Linked DNA regions of Homo sapiens: region 1 is linked to region 2. A link is an interaction called in ENCODE POLR2A ChIA-PET data of the cell type or tissue named here. Cell type or tissue: GM12878. All regions are shown on one strand. Links, peaks and the distances in the headings refer to the core of each region. The heading gives the core; the rest is flanking DNA. Region 1 has its middle 25 kb from the start of SLC3A1. Region 2 overlaps CAMKMT (calmodulin-lysine N-methyltransferase).

Region 1 (11,371 bases), core at 1,099-9,098, 510 kb after region 2:
GGGGCCAGTTGTGGTGACTCATGCCTGTAATCCCAGCACTTTGGGAGGCCAAGGCGGGAGATCACTTGAGCCCAGGAGTTTGAGACCAGCCTGAGCAACATAGGGAGACCCCATCTCTACAAAAAAAAATTGTTTTTTACTTAGTTGGGCGTGGTGGTGTACGCCTGTGGTCCCAGCTACTTAGGAGGCTGAGGCAGGAGGATCACTTGACCCCAGGAGGTCAAGGCTGCAGTGAGCTGTGAACATGCCACTGCACTCCAGCCTGAGTGACAGAGCAAGACCTTGCCCTTTGTCTCAAAAACAAACATAAATGAAAAAAACTAGGCATTTCCCCCTCTCTATTTCTTCCATGTGATCCCTGCACATGTCACTTCAGCTTTACCTTCCACCATGAGCAGAAGCAATCTGAAGCCCTCACCAGAAGCAGATACTGGCACCATGCTTCTTGTACAGCCTGCAGAAACATGAGACAAATAAGCCTCTTTTCTTTATAAATTACCCAGCCTCAAGTATTCCTGTATGGCAACACAAACGGACTAAGACATCCTCCAACACTTTCCCCACTTCAACCGTAGCCATTCTTGTAGGTGTGAAGTGATATCTCAATGTGGTTTTGATCTGCATTTTCCTAATGACTAATGATGTTGAGCATCCCTATGTATGCATGTTGGCCATTTAATATCTTCTTTGGAGAGATGTCTATTCAAATTTTTAACTGGGTTTTGCCTATTTTTAAATGGTGCTGTTTTGTCTTTTTGGTGAGTTGTAAGCATTATTTATATATTCTGATGTTAGCCCCTTATCAGCTATATGATTTGCAAATATTTTCTCTCATTATGTAGACTCTTTTCACTTTCTTCATGGTGTCCTTTGTTGCACTAAAGTATTTAATTTTGATGAAGCTCAATTTATCTATTTTTCTTTAGTTTCATGTGTTTTGATGTCCTATCTTTCACTGCCAAATCCATGATCATAAAGATTTGCCCCTATGTTTTTTTTTGTAAGAATTTTATGGTTTTAGCTCTTATATTTAAGTTGATCCATTTTGAGTTAATTTTTGTATATGGTGTGAATAGGAATCCAACTTCATTCTTCTGCATGTGTATATCCAGTTGTCCCAGCACCATTTATTGAACAGAGTATTCTTTCCCCGTTTGATGGCCTTTTCACCCTGGGTGATAATCAATTGACCATAGATGTATGGGTTTATTTATGGACTCTGAATTCTATTCCATTGATCTATATGCCTTTTTTTTTTTTTTTTTTTTTTTGAGACGGAGTCTTGCTCTGTCACCCAGGCTTGAGTGCAGCGGCACGATCTCAGCTTACTGCAACCTCTGCCCCCCGGGTTCAAGTGATTCTTCTGCCTCAGCCTCCTGAGTAGCTGGGACTACAGGTGTGCACCACAAAGGCTGGCTAATTTTCCTATTTTTAGTAGAGACGGGTTTCACCATGTTGGCCAGGCTGGTCTCGAACTCCTGACCTTGTGATCCCCCACCTTCGCCTCCCAAAGTGGTGGGATTACAGGCGTGAGCCATCGCGCCCAGCCTATATGCCTATTTTTATATCAGTATCACATTGTTTTGATTACTGTTAGCTTTGTTTGTAAGGTTTTGAAATTAGTAAGCATGAGTCCTTCAATTTTGTTCTTCTCTAGCTTTCCTTTGATTAGTATTTTTTATGGTACATTTTCTCCTATCCTTTTACTTTATCTGTGTCTTTATTTTTAAGGAAGTTTTCTTGTAGGTAATATATAGTTGAACTTTCCATAAATGATTATATTATCTAACTAGATAACCTCTGCCCTTTTTCTTTTTTTAAGAGATTGGGTCTTGCTATGTCAGTCAGGTTGGAATGCAGCGGTTATTCACTGGCACAGTCATAGCACACTGTAGCCTTGAACTGCCAACCTCAAGCAATCCTCCCGCCTCAGCCTCTGAGTAGCTGGGACTGCAGGACATGCCACTGCATCAGGTGATAATCTCTGCCTTTTACAGAAGTGTTTAGACCATTTACATTTGGTCTAATCATGGATATGGTTGGGTTTGTGCCCACTATGAATCTATTTGTTTTTCATTTGTTGTACCTGCTCTTTATTTTTTCCTTTTTCTGCTTTCTTTTGAATTGATTTGTATGATTTAATTTTATCTTCATTAAATGCCATTATAGCCATATCTCTTTATTTTTTAATCAATTGCTCTGAATTTTACAATATACACTTTTGTCTTATCACATTCCACCTTTAAATAATATTATACAGCTTCATGTATTATGTAAGAATCTCATACCTCCATTTCCTCTTTCCTATCTTTTGTCATTTTTGTCGTACATTTTACTTAAAAATATGCTACACAACCTACATTATATTTGATTGAACAGAGAATTTTCTTTTTCTTTTTTTTTTTTGAGATGGAGTCTCACTCCGTTGCTCAGGCTGGAGTGCAGTGGCGCGATCTCGGCTCACTGCAACCTCTGCTTCCCGGGTTCAAGCAATTCCCCTGCCTCAGCCTCCTGAGTAGCTGGGATTACAGGTGTGTGCCACCACACCTGGCTAATTTTTGTATTTTTAGTAGAGACAGGGTTTCACCATATTGGTCATGGCTGGTCTCGAACCCCTGACCTCGTGATCCACCCACCTTGGTCTCCCAAAGTGCTAGAATTACAGGTGTGAGCCACTGCACCTGGCCAATAATTTTCTTTCAAATAATCAAAAATGAGAAAAATTATAAAGTTTTTGAATTTTCTAAGCTTTTGTTTATCTGAAAGAGTTGTTGTCCAAATAACACTGGAAAGTTATTTTTGGTAGGTAAGGAATTCTACACTGGCAGATTATTCAGGGCTTTAAAGATGTCTCTTCAGTGTCTTCAGGTTTGTGAAGCTTCCGATGAGAAATATACTGTCATTCTTTCCTTTGTTCTCTATACATAATTTGTCTTTCACTGTCTTTTAAGGGATTTTCTTTATCACTGGTTTTTAGCAATTTGATTATGATGTGATGTGGTGTTGTTTTCTTCCTATTTATCCAGCTATGGTTCTTTGGACTTCTTGTATCTGAGGGTTTATAGTTCTCAGCTTTGACAAAATTTTAGGCCTTATTTTTTCACCATCCTTTCTTCTGATGCTCCAACTGCATATATGTTAGATCACTTGATATTTTCTCACTGGTTGCTAATGTTTTCTTCTTTTGTTTTGTTTTTCCTATCATTTTTCTCTCTGTGCTTCATTTTGGATAATTTCTATTGCTATTTCTTCAAGCTCACCAATCTTTTGTCCTGCAGTATCTAATCTAATGTTAATCCATTCCAACGGATTTTTATTTCAGATATTATATTTTTCTTCTCTAGAATTTCTAATACTGTATTTTAAATTTTTTTCTGCAACTCTCCTCATCATGCTTATATTTTCCTCTGTCTTCTTGAAGAAATGGACCATATTTAATAGTAGCCATGTTAACTTACCTGTTGATAGTTCCATCACCTTTGCCATTTCTCAGTCTCTATTGACTGGCTTGTCTCTTGCCTATCGGTTATATTTTTTCTGCTTCTCTGCATGCCTGGTAGTTTGTTATTGGATGCTGGAAATGGAGACTTTTACATTGGTAGTTGCTGGGTTTTGTTGTATTCCTTTAAATAGTGTTAGATTTGGTTCTGGTTCACAGTGGTTTGAACTTTTTGAGACTTGACTTTAAGAATTGTTAGGATGGATCTGCTGGGCACGGTGGCTCACGCCTGTAATCCCAGCACTTTGGGAGGCCGAGGCAGGTGGATTACCTGAGGTCAGGAGTTCGAGACCAGCCTGGCCAACATGATGAAACCCTGTCTCTACTAAAAATACAAAAATAAGCCGGGCGTGGTGGCACATGCCTGTAATTCCAGCTACTTGGGAGGCTGAGCCAGGAGAATCACTTGAACCCAGGAGGCGGAGGTTGCAGTGAGCCGAGATCACACCACTACACTCCAGCCTGGGTGACAGAGCGAGACTCCGTCTCAAAAAAAGAAAAAAAAGGAAAAAAAAAAAGAATTGTTAGGATGTATCCATAGATACACTTTGTCTAGGGCTAACTTAGTCCCATTATTAAGTCCACACTCTTCTAAGGATTCTTCTCGATGCCCCTTGTCTTATGAAGTTGTTTCACTCTGGCTTATGGGGACACAAACTCCTCCTAGACCTGTGTATATTTTATTCATTGTTCTGCCTACTTCTTTCAAGTACAGACACACCTTGGAGATGTTGTGGACTCAGTTCCAGACCATCACAATAAAGTGAATATCACAATAAAGAGAGCCACACAAACATTTTGGTTTCCCTGTGCATATAAAAGTTATGTTTGCACTATACTGTAGTCTATTATGTGTGCAATAGCATTATGTCATTATGTCTAAAAAAGGACACATCTTATTTAAAAATGCTTTTTGCTAACGTGTTTTAATAATTGATCTGAGCCCTCAGTGAATCCTAAGCTTTTTGCTGGTGGAGGGTCTTGCCTTGATGTTGATGGCTGCTGGGTGATCACGGTGGGAGTTGCTGAAGGTTAGGGTAGCTGTGGCAACTTCTTAAACTAAGACAACAATGAAGTTTGCTATATCATTGGACTCTTCCTTTCATGAAAGAGTTCTCTGTAGCATTCAATGCTGTTTGGTAGCATTTTACCCAAAGTAAAATGTTCAAAATTGAAATTGGTCCTCTCAAACCCTGCCACTGCTTTATCAACTAAGTTTATGGAATATTCTAAATTCTTTGCTGTAATTTCAACAGTGTTCACAGCTTCTTCACCAGGAGTAGATTCCATCTCAAGAAACCACTTTCTTTGCTCATTCATAAGACTTGCTTGATGCAGGGTCTGTGGAGTGCAATAAAGTGAAGCACAAGGAAACAAGGTCTGCCTGTAGTTGTTTCAGGCCTCAGGTGGGGTTTCCTCTCACCTGTATAGGATCTCAGTACTCAGCCAAACTTTAAGGAAGCTAGGTATGGTGGCTCATGCCTATAATCCCAGCACTTTGGGAGGCCAAGGCAGAAGAACTGCTTGAGCTCAGGAGTTCGAGACCAGCCTGGCCAACATGGTGAAACCCAAATACAAAAAAATTAGCCAGGCGTGGTGGCTGTAATCCCAGCTACTCAGGAGGCTGAGGCAGGAGAATCGCTTGAACCCGAGAGGCAGAGGTTGCAGTGAGCTGAGACTGTGCCATTGCACTTGAGCCTGGGCGACAAGAATGAAACTCCATCTCAAAAAAAAAAAAAAAAAAGTAAAAACTTGAAGGAAACCTCTGCAGGTTTCTAGGGTCCTTTCTCTCCATGCAGCTCACTGCTCTCTGGCTGAAATATAGCACTGTGGGCTCTCTAAATTCGGATTTCTCTTTGCTAACTCAGTAAGACTACCCAGTTCTGTCTGGGTTCCCATACTCTGTGCCATGGCCTGGAAACTGCTTCTAGACAGGAAGCTGGTGAAACCAAAGGACACACTTCATTTTTTAACCTTCAATCAGCAATCTCATTTTCACATTGCCTATAGCCTAGTGTCTATAAGCCTTTGTTTCGGGTATTTTGCCTGGTTTTCTATTTGCATAATGTGAAAGACTCAGTCCAGTTCCTGTTTCTCCATTTTGAGCAGTCTGGATGTCTCATAACGTTTTATCACAGACCTATCCATCTATACATCTCTCTATCCACCCAGCCCTCTTATTTCTTTATGCATTTCAAGATAAACTTCAGGTAACACTGCATTCCCCCCTAAATACTTCAACAAGCATATGATTAAAATTCATTTATAAATTTTATCCTTTGAGATAAAATTTATATACAATGAAATGAATACATCTTAAGTGAACATGTGCTACATTTTGACAAATGCATCTACCTGTGTAGCCCAAGCCTCTTATCACAATACAGAACATTCCTGTCATCCCAGAAAGTTCCCTCATGCCCCTTCCTAGTCAACCTCCAGCTCCCCTGCCCAACTGAAGCACCCACCAGGCTGATTCTTCTTCATCATAGTTTTGCCTCTTCTAAAAAGTCACGTAGTCATAGTCATATGCTGTACACTCTTTGGGTAAAGCTCCTTTTATTCAGCTTAATGTTGTGGGATTCATCCACGCCATTGCATAGAGTGATAGTTCTTTTCTTTCTATTGTTGAGTAGCATTCTATTTTGTGATTATACTGCAGTGATCTATTCTCCTACTGGTGGATAGCTGGGCTGTCCTCCTTCTGACACTGTTAGGAATAGAGCTGTTCGGAACATTCCTGTACAAGTCTTTTTGTGGACGTATGTTGTTTTCTTTCTTTCTTTTTTTTTTTTTTTTTTTTTTTTTTTTTGAGACAGAGTCTTGCTCTGTTACCCAGGCTGGAGTTCAATGGTGCGATCTCGGCTCACTGCAACCTCCGCCTGCCGGGTTCGAGCAATTCTTCTGCCTCTGCCTCCCAAGTAGCTGGGATTACAGGCACCCACCACCACACCTGGGTGATTTTTGTATTTTTAGTAGAGATGGGGTTGGTTTCGCCATGTTGGCCAGGCTGGTCTTGAACTCCTAACTTCAGGTGATCCACCACCTTGCCTCCCAAAGTGCTGGGATTACAGCCGTGAGCCACTGCGCCTGGCCTATTTACTTTGTTGAGACAGGGTCACACTCCATTGCCCAGGCTGGAATGCAGTAATGTAATCATGGCTCACTGCAGGTTTGACCTCCTGGGCTCAGGTGATCCTCCCACCTCAGCCTCCTGAGTAGCTGGGACCACAGGCACGTGTCACCACGCTTGGCTCATTTTTTGTATTTTTAGTAGAGATGGGGTTTTGTCATGTTGCCCAGGCTGGTCTCAAACTCCCGGGTTCAAGCAATCTGCCTGCCTTGGCCTTCCAAAATGCTGGGATTACAGGTGTGAGCTACTGCACTAGGCAGGACATATGTTTTATTTCTCTTAGGTAAATACCTAGGCATGGAAATGATGGGACATAATGTAGGTGTATGTTTTGTTTTATAAGAAATACCATTTGACCCAGCAATCCCATTACTGGGCATATACCCAAAGGATTATACATCATTCTATGATAAAGACACATGCACACGTATGCTTACTGTGGCACTAGTCACAATAGCAAAGACTTGGAACCCACCCAAATGTCCATCAATGAAAGACTGGATTAGGAAAATGTGGCACATATATACCATGGAATACTCTGCAGCCATAAAAAGGATGAGTTCATGTCCTTTGCAGAGACATGGATGAAGCTGGAAACTATCATTCTAAGCAAACTATCACAAGGACAGAAAACCAAACACAGCATGTTCTCACTCATAGGTGGGAGCTGAACAACAAGAACACATGGACACAGGGAGGGGAACATCACACACTGGGGCATGTCGGGGGGTGGGGGGGCTGAGGGAGGGATAGCATTAGGAGAAATGCCTAATGTAAATGATGAGTTGATGGGTGCAGCAAACCAACATGGCACATGTATACCTATGTAACAAAACTGCACGTTGTGCACATGTACCCTAGAACTTAAGTGTAATTAAAAAAAAAGAAAAAAAGAAACTCCAAAACTTTTCCCAACATGATTATGTCATTATGCTTCCACCAGTAATGCCAACAGTTCTGGTTGTTACAAACCTTCGCCAACATATGGTATTATCAGTCTTTTTAATCTTAGTAATTCTGGTGGGTGCGTGGAGTATCTCATTTTTGAAGTTTGTGTTTGAATCATTCGTTTTCTCTGTCCACAGTGCCTTAATATGTATGCCTCATCTCTCCGAAGTGGTGGACCCTGTTTACCTGCTCTGGAGAATGGCTGCCTGTGGCAGACACAGGAGTTGCTCTCACACTGTGCTTCCTGTCTTCCATAGTAACTGAGTTGTAGCTGCGATGCAGCTACTAACCAGGAATAGTTTCTCAGCCCCACACCTTGCACCTACAGCTAAGTGTGGCCATGTTCTCATCAACGAAGTGCGAATAGCAACAAAGTGCACCACCTTCAGGTTGAGGCTTTGAAGAAGCAGGGGTACCCTTCCCTTGCTCTCTTTCCCCTTGTGCTGGTGGGATATATATAACAATAAGGCCCTGGGTGATAGTAGCCACCAGATGCAAAATGCCTCAAACCTGAGTCACCACATGGAAGAGAAGAAGCCTCTGACCTGGAACACCTAGCCTGGTCTATAGATGAACAAGAAATAAACTTCTGTTATGTTTGAACATTACAGATTTGGTTCTGTTATAGCAAGTTAGCTTACCCTGACTAAACTGTTGCCTGTCTCTTGGAAGGTGTGCCCTCCTTCCCTGAAAGTGACTTTTTCATACATGTAATTTATATTTTAATCCATATTCTCCGAAGCATATCCACATCTATTCAACTGTTTCCATGTTTTCCACCAACAGAAACCTCATATAAATAAATATATATGAAGGTTTATTGCATTATTCAAGGTTCTTTAAAATTTTATTGAAGTATAGCATATATACCGAAATGTGCACAAAAATATACACTATCTATATACACATTATAAATAACACATATATCTGCAGAAATTTACAATGCTATCTACATCTGGGGCATTCCCTTCCTTTCTACTTTTTCTCATTTGCTATTTTTTCAGCCTGGTGACTGAGGAAGTCAAGAGAATAAGAGTTGTAGAAGGACATACTGAGTGTGTCACAGGCCCTTCCAAAAAGGCTGAACTCCAGCCTAGGAAACCAAAACTGGTCCTTTAAGATTGCTCAGATGCTGCTTAATTCCTGTGCCACAGTCCTACAGTGTCGCCTTTTTCCATTGTTCTTTTTTTTTTTTTATTTTTTTTATTTAAGAAAGAGGATATATATCAGGTAGGGGAGAATGTAGGGTGCAGAGCTACCTCGTCTCCTCTCCCAGAGGAATTCAAGGCTCCAGGGCTGCTGCTGGCCCATGTGGCAGATTTGGTAAATTGGAAAAACCACTTCCAAAAAAAGCACTTTTTTTGCAAGTCATGTTACTTCCACCTGTCAGGTATTTGTTGCAATATAACTATACTAGTTTCATTAGAATTAGAACACTTTCCTGCCACTTGCTGGAGAGTGGTTGCAACATCTAAGTCCACGTGTCTGTGATGCGACTGGTGTCTGTGGATGAGGCACTGTTCTACCTTAACCAACCTACACTGCTACAGTTGGCCTTCAGGTTGCAGAGCAACTTGTAGTTTTGATTTTTTTCAATGCATCAGGGATATTTTTAAAAATATTTTAATTGAAGTATAACATACATACAGAATAAAAAGGCAGAGGTACCTAAAAATAATAAAACAACAATAAAAACAAAACCAAGAAATCAGCAGTTACACAGGAAGAATTGTAACAAGCTCAGGATTTTTAAAATGCATAAATGATGCAAGCAATACCACAAGCAAAAACCAACACCAAAAATTTGCAAGGACCTAGAGGAATAGGTCAAAGTGAAGCCTCCGCTTAAGCTGGGTTATATGCAAGTGACTTCTGCAAAGAATGTAAAATCCTATGATATCCTTGTAGATAAACTGGAGAAATATGAGCAGATAAGTGGATCAGTACATTGCTGAAATTCTTACCTAATGGGTGTTGAGTAAAAGATTGGTCAATTTGCATCCTACTGAAGAGAAGTTTCTGAGGCCTCCCACAGGGCCTCAGTACTTGGACCTGTTTCATTCAGTATGGGAGGTTTATGTATGAAATTTTGGAGTTACTGGAAAGAAGAAGATAGCTAACATATCTTAGATAAATCCACAACCAACTCAAAAGGTTAATAAATTTTACCCAAGAAAACTTAATAGGAACAAATAAAGGTCCTGCAAAATAGGTTAACCAAAACACCAACCAAAAATAAGCTCGAAGGACTCAAACAGTATCATGCAGTTGCCAGAAAATCTAGTTCAATATTTCGGTGTTAAATAGAAGAACAGAAAAGTATTAATGAGAATAAAGGAGGAGACAGTTCTGCTACCCATAAATGTTCAGTTCTGGGTTGCATACTTTAAGAATGATCAAGAAAATGAGAGCACATTGGGAGAAAAGGGTCCTGGATGGTGAATACAGTTGGCGTTAGGATATATAATGGTAATCAATGAAATAATGGGGGACAGAAAAGAGAATATGCTGGAAGTCATCCTAATAGGTGGGGTTAAATTTTGGCCCTATCAACCTAAAATAATCAAAAAGGTCAGAATCTAATTTAAACAGATAATTCAAGCGCAGAGTTTGAGGACAGCCCACCCAGGAGCACCAGCTCCAAAGGAATGGAGTCAGCGTGCTGAAGGAAGGAAGCTCAAGGTTTCATTTCCATAGGCAGAGACAGGAGTTTTTGGCAGGATTGCAACATTTTTCATACAAGGTTGGCACATAGTTACAGCAATTTGGTTACAGGCAGTGTTTCTCTTGGGAAAGGTACACTGAACACCTTTTACAGAGGGTGTAGTCATGGGTTTTCTGTCATCTGATCTAAGTGAAGCAGGACAACAAAGGAGAAGTTAATCTATAACAAAGGTCATTAATTAAGAAGGCAGGTGGTTTTTGTACCTGATGTAGTTTTATTCTCTCTAGTCATTGTACAGAACAGGAAGAATAATCAGGGAAATAAAAAGTTGTTAGCATATGTGACTCAGATCAACTACATCTCTCTCAAGGCTTAGTGTTTTTTGTGGGTTCCAGGAGCTTTTAAATACTTATTTTCATAGCCCCGAGGGTTAATAAGACAACTGAGGAGAAGAAGCAGAGATGCAACACGACAGGCAGAGCTGATCAAAGATGGAAATGAACTCATTCCTGACACTCACACTAGAGGCTGCTGAAAGATCATCTGGCATTCAGGGTTTTCTCAGCTTTGAGATTTTATAACTATATAGTTAGAGATCTGCCCAGCTATAAAATGTATTACTCTATCTTTGAAGCACACACAAATGACAAATCTTCAGAACTACTGTTAAAACTTCTGGGGACACAAAACCACAAATCATTCAAAGAGTTTGCTTTATTGGCTGTTCTCAAATGGGCAAGCAGCTGTGTGTGTGTGTTTTTGGTGTGAAAGCGCCTAGAAAATGTAGTTTATTTTGGCATATTTTTTCTAGTGTTAAAGCAATCAGCATGGATACGTAAATTGTTGATAGTGAAAGACATTTCATTAGTTTAGTATTGTACACTGTTACACCGCTATAGGAAAAATTCTGTCTCAACTGCCAGATTCACGTGTCCCGCCCTAAAAAAGCCAAAAGCCCTAAAAATACATGTGTATATGTATATATATACACATAGATACACACACACACACTATATATGTGTGTGTGTGTGTATATATATATATATATATCTCAAGTAATTATACACTTCTAAATATAGATACTGGAAGTCACTAAAGTAAAAAAAAAAAAAGGTCTAATATATAA
Region 2 (11,371 bases), core at 1,169-9,168:
GCAGAACCCCACACCAGCTGAAATAGCTCTCATTATTAAAAAAAAAAAAAAAATATATATATATATATATATCATGGGCGCCCGTTTATACCTTTTATCCAGGATGTGCCAACTCTGCAGAATATTCTCCTAGGGTTCTACACTCTCCCCACCCCCAACCACGAAGACAACTATTTCTTAGTCCAATGTACCAATGTCAGCAAACTGTGAATTTGACTTTTCAGCAATTATGACCAGAGAAAAAATAAAGCCACTTATTTATGTGCTTCACTTAGCAGGGTAGTGTACAACGTTGGAAATAAAAAGAGGAGGTGTGCTGGCCACCAGGCGCTAACACTCTAAAGTTCCAGACAGAGGAGAGGTGGGCGTGCCTGGCATGTCCCAACGCTCCTCAGGTCTTTCAGGGAGGAGACGGAGGGTATCAGGCACAATGCTGAACGTCTTTGCTGGTGGAGAAACCCAAGCCTTTGCTCTCCTGAGCTGTCACTGGGAAACTAAAAGCATTTGTTGTTCTAGGGGGAAAGTGAATGGCACGACATTGAAGCAGCTGTCAGCTGATCCTTGTAGTTCCAGCCCGACCCTGGAGAGAAAGCCACATTATTCCTTTGGGTGGAGGAGTCCAGGGAGCCAGGAGGGACCCTTTTCCTACCAGGTAAAGACCCGCTTTTTTTTAGGGGGAGGGATTGAAAAGGGGAAAACATCATTCTAGAGAGGCTGGTAAGATCTGAATCACATACCATCCTGTTTTTATTTTCTGATCATGAGCAATGGGCCTGACTCCACCAGTGAGAGGATGTAATGTAACTCTTTCAGTTCACAAAGCACCATTTTTCCCCCAGAGGCTAAATGGAACCTTAAAGATTCAAATAAATAAATTCATTTTCAGAAAGTGAGAATTTCTTTCTCTTGCTTGGAAGATCAGATTAATTTTTCATATATTTTTCCAAAAGCCAACACACTTCTACATTATATTACAGTCCTGGGTAATAAAGGATGCTGTTCACATTGTCCCAGGAGAAAATTAAGCTCGGGCCTTTATTTTTCTGCAGTTACAACTTGTGAAATCATGACAAGTTAAAGTCTCTTGCCAAGGTCAGACTAGCTCAGTGAAGGGAGATTTCCGTAAGGCACAAAATTACTGAAATAATACATGTTATACTAGTCACTGTGACATGTACTACTAGCAAACGTGAGAATCCTAAAAAGTTTTCAGTGAAACACTCGCCTCTCAGTGTCCTATATTGGTCTATACCTATAAATAATAAAAAGGCTGATAACATTGCTTTATGTAAGCAGGCTTAGAAATCACTCTCAGATAAGTGCTTTTGACCTAAATCTTGTAGTGCCTCCATCTGACATATAACCCCACAACTGTGAAATTCTGTATGAGATTTAACAGTCTCAAACTGCCAACTGACCCAGCTATAAAGCAAGCAGAGATAAAGATTTACAGTCCAACATGATACAATTAGACATTCACCTTCTATTTATTTCAGTGCGGCTAAGCATTTAACCTACTTAAAAGCTGAAGGTTTTTCATTAAAATATAAATGCATGTTATTCATTCTATGCCACCTCCCCTTACATCCTACAAATTAGTCTATTATGAATGAAAAGATTAGTTTGTTTCAGAGAAAAGAGTAAACAGGAATGGTTTCTGTAAAATCCTTCTAGACATGCAAAGATAAAAGATGGCTTTACCACACAAAATAATCAGATACAAATAGCTGTTCAGAAGCAACACATCTAAGGAGTACTTTAATCAAATATTTAGGTTACCTGCCAAAAAGACCATGATCTCTTCAAAATGCAATGCGGATTAAAGTGTTATCTAACACAAGCAGAAAACTAACCTTGGAGTGGAAGTTTGAAATGTGTTCATCATAATTTTCATGTCTTTGGATACAGAAACCAGCTTTTTCAGCTAGATTGCAAAACTGGTTTAAAGTATTCCCTCGGCGTGGGGCAAATACCATCGCTTTCCCCTAGAACAGTAAAAAGGAAATTCACATATTTTAAAACTGGAAGGTAACCAAACATAACAGACATTGGTCAAAGCATTTAATGTACTGCTCTCAAGTAGAAAAACTCAATTGTTCTTGAGATGTCTATGCAGGATGGACATTCACAGTGAGAATAATTTCCAGGAGAGATGTATATCATATAAGAATCGATTTCACATCCAAATGGCCAGTTGCTGTGTTTTATCTTTTTCAAATAATACTTATAAAAAACAAAATGTGGTTGAAAGCCGGTGTTCCGAACAATATGCATTGTCTCAGGTCCAGTGGGTTAAGCCATTGACTAGATTTTAGAGTAACTGGTCCAGGGCAGTGCCATTCACCTTGTGACTCCTTAGCACCTGCCAACGCTTCCCCAACACAGTCCTGGGGCATGTGACAACAGATGCTTACATCTGTTAGTTTTTTGCACCCTGAAAATTCAGTACCAAGAAATCCTTCATAGAGACAAGTAACCACAATTCCTCTTGGAGAGTTTTCATATTTCAGTCCTGCCCTAGCCTTTTCTGTGACCACGCTGTCAGATACAGGCTCCAGGATCTTGGTTTCCAACTTTATTGAATCCCTCATGATGGTCATCACTATAGCCAAGCAGTTCCTCATAGTATTCACATGATTGCTTTTCAAAGAAAGTGGTATAATGAGGGTAAACAGCCTTTTCTAAATAATCCACACAATCTTATGTGATTGTTGCAGTGGGGAGAATGGGAGGAACTGAATAAAGTATGTACTGGATTTCAGAAGACCATCTGACATGAAACTTCACAATGACCATTTGCTAACTATTGGATGCATGCGGATTTTTCCTCCCTCTCAGATGTGTACAGAATGGCCAAACTTCAGAATCTCCTTTTTTTTTTTTAAAAAAAAAAATAAAGATGGCTATATGCTTCTGTTACTCTCAAGGTTACACTTCACCTCTGTGAAATGCCTCTTTAGGTTTTGAGGGAATCATGAAAATATATCTGAGTTTCTTATGAAGAGTGGTTTATCATTCACACCAGCCAGCCATTTCTTGAGCACCTGGTAGTCAGACACTGTGCTAGGCATTCATATGAATATCCTCTCCTTTAGTCTTTAAGCCACTCTATGTTGTAGGTATAGTGTAGTCAGACACTGGGCTAGGCATTCATATAAACATCATCTCCTTTAGACATTTTTTTTTTGAGACAGAGTCCCACTCTGTCACCCAGGCTGGAGTGCAGTGGTGCAATCTCGGTTCACTGGAACCTCTGCCTCCTGGGTTCAAGCAATTCTCTTGCCTCAGCCTCCTGAGTAGCTGGAATTACAGGCACAGTCCACCACGCCTGGCTAATTTTTTTTTTGTATTTTTAGTCGAGATGGGGTTTCGCCATGTTGACCAGGTTGGTCTCAAACTCCTGACCTCAGGTGGTCCTCCCACCTTGGCCTCCCAAAGTGCTGGGATTACAGGCATGAGCCACCGTGCCCAACCCTCCTTTAGTCTTTAAACCACCCTATGTTGTAGGTATTATCAACTCTGTCAGTGAATGATCAGAAGCCCCAGCACTGATGCTCTCTCCACTACACTACATGTCTCCTTATTAGTAACAGTGATGACAATGATAATGATAGCTACCACTGTGCTAGGTGCTTCACAAATCCTCCTTTAATCCCCTCAGCGATCTTCTCAACAACCTGTACAGTAGACATTGCATTTTACAGATGATTAAACATACAGTGAAGGATTTGAAGAATATAAGGAGGAACTGTGGCAGAAAGGACTGGACTTAAGGGGAGTCTCCACCATTAAACAGCGGTGTCACCTCAGGACAATCAGAAAATAATCATAGAACTTTTGAGTTAGAGGGAAGCTTGGAAATAATGTAGTCCAATCTCTCCATTTTGTCGATAAGAACCTTAACCCATCCTCGCTGATCCACTGAGTTTTCTCATCCATTAAATGGGAAGAACAAAGCCTGCCCTGCCTTTTTCCCCCCGACAAATTGTGAGGATCAAATACAGAATGTGAAAATAATTAGAAAGATTATACTGATGTAAGATTAGAAAGATCTACACCACCTAACAGTGCTCTAAAAATGCTATCAATTCTCTCTCCCTCTCCCCTTCGCCCTCACTTACCCGTAAGAAAATACGTGGCTACACTGTCCTGAGCATCAAGTGTGTTTTCATACTGTGTTTACATCAGCCTGTACACACTCAGGCACATAATTATAGCAGCACCAATCATGCCACTACACTTAAGGTTCTGTCAGCTTTTTCAATATTAATTGCTATTTTCAGGCAGTTTTCAAACTTAGCAGCAAAAATTCATTTTTATGTGAAACTAGATATAATACATGGTCTCGGCAGGACAGCAAAAGTCTCCATTAGAAAAAAAAAAACAACAGGGAATGCTGGTAGGTCATTTTAGTCATTTCTAAGAGCTGGTTGCCATTCTGGATTTTTGAATAATGGAAGCTGTTTTATTTAAAAGTCACCTGCAAAAAATTGTCTCACAGTAACACTTGAAGAGTCGGTTTTTAACAGCTATTATCTAAGCTGCATATCATCATGTTCACAAGGCTACAGGTTTCTAGGTTGGGCTGATCCTTGCATTGACAAAGCAATGCATCTCCACATGCCCTGGTTGGGGTAAGCTGTAAGTGACAGCAGCTAAGCATGTGACAGCACTCTCTGCCTAAACATCCCTTTCCTCCTTCAGCTCTCAGTTTACCTGTCCTTCCCTAGCCACCCTGTTCAGAACGCAGCCCCTGCCCCATCACTCTCCAGTCCCTCGCCGGGCTTATTTTTGTTCTTAGCACTTACCACCAGGGACACACATTGTATCCTTGTTTGTTATTGCCCTGTCTTCTCTGGCTGGAATGCATACTCCGTGACAACAGGATCTTCTAATGTTTTATTCACTACGTTTTCTCAGTGCCTAGCACATAGTAAGCACTCAGTCAATATTTGATGAGACAATAAACTAAATCCAGAAGTTGAGTAATCTAAAGAATTTGAGTCTTTGGGAATTCAAAAGCCACGTTCTATTGCTTATTCCTTTGAAAAGATTTTCCCGAGAAGCTTTTACAGAGTCAGCTGCTATGATGGGGTTTTAGAGAGCAGCATTCTGTGCACAACACTGTACCCACGAGAAAGAGAAAGACTGGGCAGTAGTTTTAATCTCTAACTACTTAGGAGTTTTGTTTTCTTTTTCAGTTCATTGAATACAGACACCTTTGAGAGGTGGATTAATAGTTAGGATGGAAAAGAGCCCATCATCCATTCATTCACTGAGCCCTACTGAGTGCCAGCATCTCCCCCTCCCCATAATGAATGGGTTTAGACCCCAGTATCCCCAGGGGAGAGAACACGTCACAGGGGGAACAGTACCATCAGAGGGATATGCTTTACGATTTCAGCTGCACAAATCAAAACCAGAAAAGGAATATGGATTTCAAATTAGCCCATCACTTTAGAAAAATTATTTTCAATTTGCCAAAGCACAACTTTCTAAGCATTCCGTTGCAGAATTATTTTAAACGCAGAATGAATACTCAATTGAATGTAACACTTTGACTGATGAGCAGAAATTTAAGAGAATTCATTTATTCCTGGAGAGGAGAGGGAGAAGTTCCACTAAACCACAGAGATACTGCTTACCTTGTGAGCTCAGTTGTTGTTATTTTGCTAGACTAATCTATACTTACACATTAAAGGGAGTGTACTTCTGGAAAAAATTGGTATGCTTCAGATTTATTTTTATTTTATTTTTTATTATACTTTAAGTTTTAGAGTACATGTGGCACAACGTGCAGGTTTGTTACATATGTATACATGTGCCATGTTGGTGTGCTGCACCCATTAACTTGTCATTTAACATTAGGTATATCTCCTAATGCTATCCCTCCCCACTCCCCCCAGCTTCAGATTTATTTTAAAAGGAATATGCTATGCCAATAAAATGCATTAGGGGAGGAAGACCAAGACAGAGGAAGCACTAGTCTCACATTTAGTTTGTTCCTTTTTCACTTCCTAGCAACCAAACTATTAAATACCAATTCTATGTTTAAGCTTATGCTGATTTTCTATTTCTTTGTTGTCATTTATAAAGACGAGGTCTTGTTATGCTGCCCAGGCTGCTCTTGAACTCTTGGCCTCAAGCGATTCTCCCACCTTGGTCTCCCAAAGTGTTGGGATTACAGATGTGAGCCACTGTGTCCAGCCTATTTTCTTTACCTGGTTTCTGAAATGCAGCTTTCACTTGCTTCCTCTCCTGGCATCTCTCTCAGTCTCTCTGTCTCCTTTTGTAGCTTCTCTTCTCTGACCTGTCTTTTAATTGTCAGTGGTCCTCAGGGCTCTGCCTACTTTTTCATCACGTTCCATCTAATTCTTGGCAATTGTACTGATGTCCATGGCTTCAGCTATCACTTATAGACCAATAACTCCCAAGTCTATAACTATAGCTTTCACCATTGCCCAGGGCTCACACCTACATTTTCAAGTGCCTACTACATCTCTGCATGTGGGTATTCTGAAAATACCTTTAATCCATTTTGTCCAAAATAAAACTCAATATTCTTGACTGCTAACCCCTACCCTTCCCAGGGAAGGATCCATCAAATGCAGCACACACACACGCATACACTCAGATATGCAAGCTGAGTACCTCTTAGGTACCAAGCACTTCCGTATCTGTCACTTTCGAAATAAAGCTGGAAACTTGGGAAACATGGCATTGCCCTTCAAGACCTCTCAGTGCCACATCCCCCTACCTGCATCACTGTCACTTACTGCAGGTGGTTCTCAAACTGTGTTCTGAATTGCTTCAGGGGTGGCCTGGAGGGATAAGAGGAAGACCAAGACAGAGGAAGTACCAGTCTCACATTTAGTTTAACTAAAGCTGCATCATTTTTATCTGTTTTGTAATTGGGGTGCTGGCTAAAAAATTTTGACCAAAACATTCTGCCATTTAAACAGGGTTTGAAAACCTTGACTTAGGTCCCACCTTCTTGGTATGGCAGGCAAAGCCCCACGTGACCGGCCCCATGCCTTTATCGCAGCCTGGTCTCCTGCCACTCCCTCATACACATCTTGGGCTCTAGTCAGGCCAACCTCATCACATCCCCCATCTGTTCTTTTATGTATCCTGTGTGTTCAAACATGCACATGCTCCCCTTGAGTGGAATGCCTCTCTCACCTCCAGTTCTCTGTCTGCCTGGTTACTCTTACTCATCCCTCAGCACCCAGGTTAGACTCCCTGCCCTTGTGACGCCTTTGCTGACTTCTCTGGCCTCCCTACTGTGCCTCCTCCCCAGTTGGCCACCTCCACTCCCTGCCCCCAAGGGTTGCCCACACCTCTGCTGTGCCAATCACACACCACCAGGTGATCGTCCCTTGCTTGTCTCTAGACTGTAAGCCCCTCCAGTGTAGAGTTAGGTCATATCTAACTCTATCCCCGGGGCCTGGCACAGTGACTGGCATCTGAGAGGCACTCAATAAATGTTTGCTGAGTGGAACGCTCAGTGAATATCCATTCATTGTCCTCTTCTCCATTTTCAGGTCTTCACTAGCTCCTAAATGGATGATTCCAGGTGGATATTGGTCCACACTGGACCTCTGAGGAGCTTCATTGCTTTCAAGCTCTCCCTTACTCCAATCTACCCTTTATGCTATGGGCAGAGTGATCTTTCTAGAAGGTACACCTGACCACACCACTGCTCAAAAACTTTCAATGGCTCTCCGTTACCCATACAGTAGAGCCTGGTCTCTTCATCACAATGTTCTTGGCCATTCCTAACTCTTTTTTTTTTTTTTTTTTTGAGATGGAATCTCGCTCTGTTGCCCAGTCTGGAGTGCAGTGGTGCAATCTCCGCTCACTGCAAGCTCCACCTCCCGGGTTCACACCATTCTCCTGCCTCAGCCTCCTGAGTAGCTGAGACTACAGGCACCCGCCATAATGCCCGGCTAATTTTTTGTATTTTTTAGTAGAGACGGGGTTTCACTGTGTTAGCCAGGATGGTCTCGATGGCCATTCATAACTCTTTAACTTCATCTTCCTGCCCTTCCCCAACCCTAACCTCAAAACCACAGACACTCTCACACTCCAGCCAGAGCAAACTTCTTGTTGATCCCAAAACACACCATGATTTTTCTTACTCCACACACTCAAAGTGCCCTTCTTACTATTTAAGACCAAAGTCAGACACCACTGCCTCTAGGGAAACCTTCCTCAGGCAGTCACTCTTGGTGCTTTCTCCTGGTACCTCTTTCCTGGCACCCACCATATTGCACTGTAATTCCTGGGAGTTCATGTGTTCATCTGTCCTGCTAAACTATGAGATTCCCACAGTGCTCCTAGTGCATATTCATTCTCCTAGCCCACATTCCTCAGCGCATAGGAATGGCGTCAGTGCCAAGCAGATAGCAGTTGCTCAACAAATGTTTGTTGAATCAGGACAGAGTCCAATACTAAGGCGTAAATTCGAAAGATTCACAAAACAAATAAAAATAGCACTGGGCTGTATTTTACATTGTCTGCTATAGTTCTACCTGTGTGTATGTTATATCTCCACAACCAGACTGCAACGTCTTTGGGGGCAGAGATTCTACCTCATGTCTTGGTATTCTCTGCTAAGCACACATTACTGTATGTGCTGAACAGCATCTGGGTAGATATTAGAAAAGGACTTCTCAGGGCTGGGCCCCTGCACTGAGGGTCTTAAAACCATCTGAGGACTCTCTATAAGCTACAACCCTTGTGTCAAGGGGAATCCTACAACTGTAGGAGCTAACTTCTCACCAAGCACTGGTGAGGAGTCGCTGGGTCTCTGACTCAGTAAGCAGATAAGAACCCAAGTGTCTCAGCACCATTTCAGTTCACGGTACTGATCCCACATACACAAGGCAATTTCCCTGAAACAAGCAAACAAAAAGGTTTGTACAGAAGTGGGCAGAGATGTTAGACTTTTTTTAAAAAAAAAGATGAGAAAGTATCTGAGCAAAAAGAACTTGGCTGGGCATAGTGGCTCATGCCTGTCATCCCAGCACTTTGGGAGGCCAAGGAGGAGGATTGCTTGAGCCCAGGAGTTCAAGACCAGCCTGGGCAACATGGCAAAAGCCCATCTCTAAAAATACAAAAATTAGCCAGGCATGGTGGTGCATGCCTGTAGTCCTAGCTATTTGAGAGGCTGAGGCAGGAGGATCACCTGAGTCCAGGAGTTTGTGGCTTCAGTGAGCAGTGATGGTGCCACTGTACTCTAGCCTGGTGACCAAGTGAGACCCTGTCCTCCCCCCCAAAAAATTGCTTTTATAATATGAGAGTTTATGATTTACATTTATAGCACACCTTGGAGATAGGCAGGACTCTGGGAATCTGGTGATCGGGTAGGGCCAATTTCTGAAGAAGGTTAAGTGAATTCCACAGTGATATTTCTGAATTCTTGACAGTTGGTTAGCAGTGGTAACAAGCTGGATTACTGTCAATATTCTATCCTCTGGTCCTGAGTAAACTCATGCTGTCTGGTTGGCTTGGCTCCCCTCCCTGTACCCAAAGTCATTTCAGAGGAATATTAGTAGATACCATTTGTTGGTTGTCATTTCTGGACGAAAGTTCAACTTGCAGGCTGCTGCGCCTATATTTTAAATTACGTTTGGGTCCTCTGATACTGGACACTGCTGTTGTCATGGACTTTTAAGGAATACAATGACAGTGAGTCACCCTATCAATCATCAGCAACAACAAGCCACTCACCAGAGGGAAAAGTGAGTGGGGGGTTGAGGGGGACATTGCTTCTTGGAATGCGTAAAATGTGCTGATTTCATTCCTTTTTCATGCCTATTCTATTGTTTTCATCTATTAAGTTTGCTGGAGAGTCCCTTGTAGTGTTATGACAGGAGTTAACTATCTTTACAGTTTCTTTAGACTAGCAGGTTGAGGAAAGCCTGCATTTCAGGTGGTAACAAATATTCCCTGCTAAAATTTGGGGCCTCCTGTAAAGACTTTTCAGGCACAGGTGCCTGTTTGGTTGAGAATCTAAGCTCAGCCTGGGATCTGACATCACCCCTGGGCCAAGCAAGGAGCCCACCCTGGTGGCTAAGGTCTCTCTGGGGACCTCTCTTCATTCATAGCTCCAGTATAGAAAATGAAAGGCAGGGAAACTCCCCCTCTCCATCTACTTTCTTTGCTTCTGGACCCTCTGACTCCAGACAACTGATTTGCTCAAGGTAGAAATCAACCATACTCCCCTAGATGGCAGAATTCATTTGTTCCCACAGCTTGACACTTGAACCTTCATTTTGCAGTTACTTCTGTCTTGCCAATGTAGAGTACTCTCCCCCACTCCGTGGGGACCGTCTATAGTAAAGTGTCATCTTCATCCAGGTAGGCAATCCTCCCAGAACCAGTACAGGGCCTGCTACAGGTGTTCAGGATACATGTGCAGGGGAGATGCAGTGTGCCAATTATGTGCAGAAATTCTCAAAGTCCAGGTCAAGAAAATCATGTCTTCCCCTCCCACCAGCATTTCTCCAGGAAAATGCTTGGAAAAAGGCCCCCATAAGGCCGAGCGTGGTGGCTCATGCCTGTAATCCCAGCACTTTGGTAGGCCAAGGGGTCGGGGCAGGGGTGGATCACGAGGTCAGGAGTTCGAGACCAGCCTGATCAACATAGGTGAAACCCCATCTCTACCAAAAATAGAAAAATTAGCTAGCATGGTGGTGCGTGTCTGTAATCCCAGCTACTCAGGAGGCCCAGGCAGGAGAATTGCTTGAACCTGGGAGGCGGAAGTTGCAATAAGCTGAGATTGCACCACTGCACTCCAGCCTGGGTGACAGAGCGAGACTCCATCTCAAAAAAAAAAAAAAAGCCCCCATAGTCTGTATTTACCAAAGTAACCAGAGCTAGCCTTGAATAGATACTCAGAGCCAATCATGTGCATTACAGTGCATCAGCTTTTTCACTCCCCATTTTACAGATGAGAAACTGAGGCTTCCAGACATTAATTCAGTCAGTGGCAGAGACCAGATTTGGGCCTAAGCTTTCTGCCTCCACAGCCCATGTATACCTTCTCTCTGCGAGGAGAATGCAGGATTTCAGAGCTGATAGAACTCTATGAGAGCACAGGTGAACTCCCTCATTTTCCCTCTTTGGGGATAATGGAGCAAGAGGCGGTTCCAGAGCCTGTTAGGGCCACACTAGGCCTGGAACTCAGGCATCCCATCAGCCAAGCCAGCATCCCCCTGGATAAACATCTCATGTGGATTAACCTTGATAAGTTCTACAGCAATAAAAGAGAAGCAGCTCCCCTTAAGGAGCACCTCCTGTAAGCCAGGCACAGATCAAGGATTTATACATATGTAAATATTTCACACCAATCCACAAGGTGGGC

Evidence for each region. Peaks named below come from ENCODE experiments on the same cell type or tissue, not always from the same donor. Only the 100,000 strongest peaks of a DNase experiment are listed, where the experiment ranks them.
Region 1: POLR2A ChIA-PET joins it to region 2 with 11 read pairs; 2 of 35 experiments call an interaction of 5 or more read pairs at or near these places.

Annotation. Positions count from the first base shown.
Region 1 is chr2:44,244,745-44,256,115 of GRCh38, reverse strand. It overlaps a transcript of PPM1B not described here. Among named protein-coding and RNA genes, the nearest start is that of SLC3A1, 25 kb to the left of the region's middle. In GM12878, for the core only: no CTCF peak of the experiment used is centred there; a DNase peak (open chromatin) is centred at 5,505.
Region 2 is chr2:44,757,044-44,768,414 of GRCh38, reverse strand. It overlaps CAMKMT (calmodulin-lysine N-methyltransferase), which reads right to left. Exons shown (of 11, transcript NM_024766.5): 10 at 1,854-1,985. Among named protein-coding and RNA genes, the nearest start is that of LINC01833, 180 kb to the left of the region's middle. In GM12878, for the core only: no CTCF peak of the experiment used is centred there; no DNase peak of the experiment used is centred there.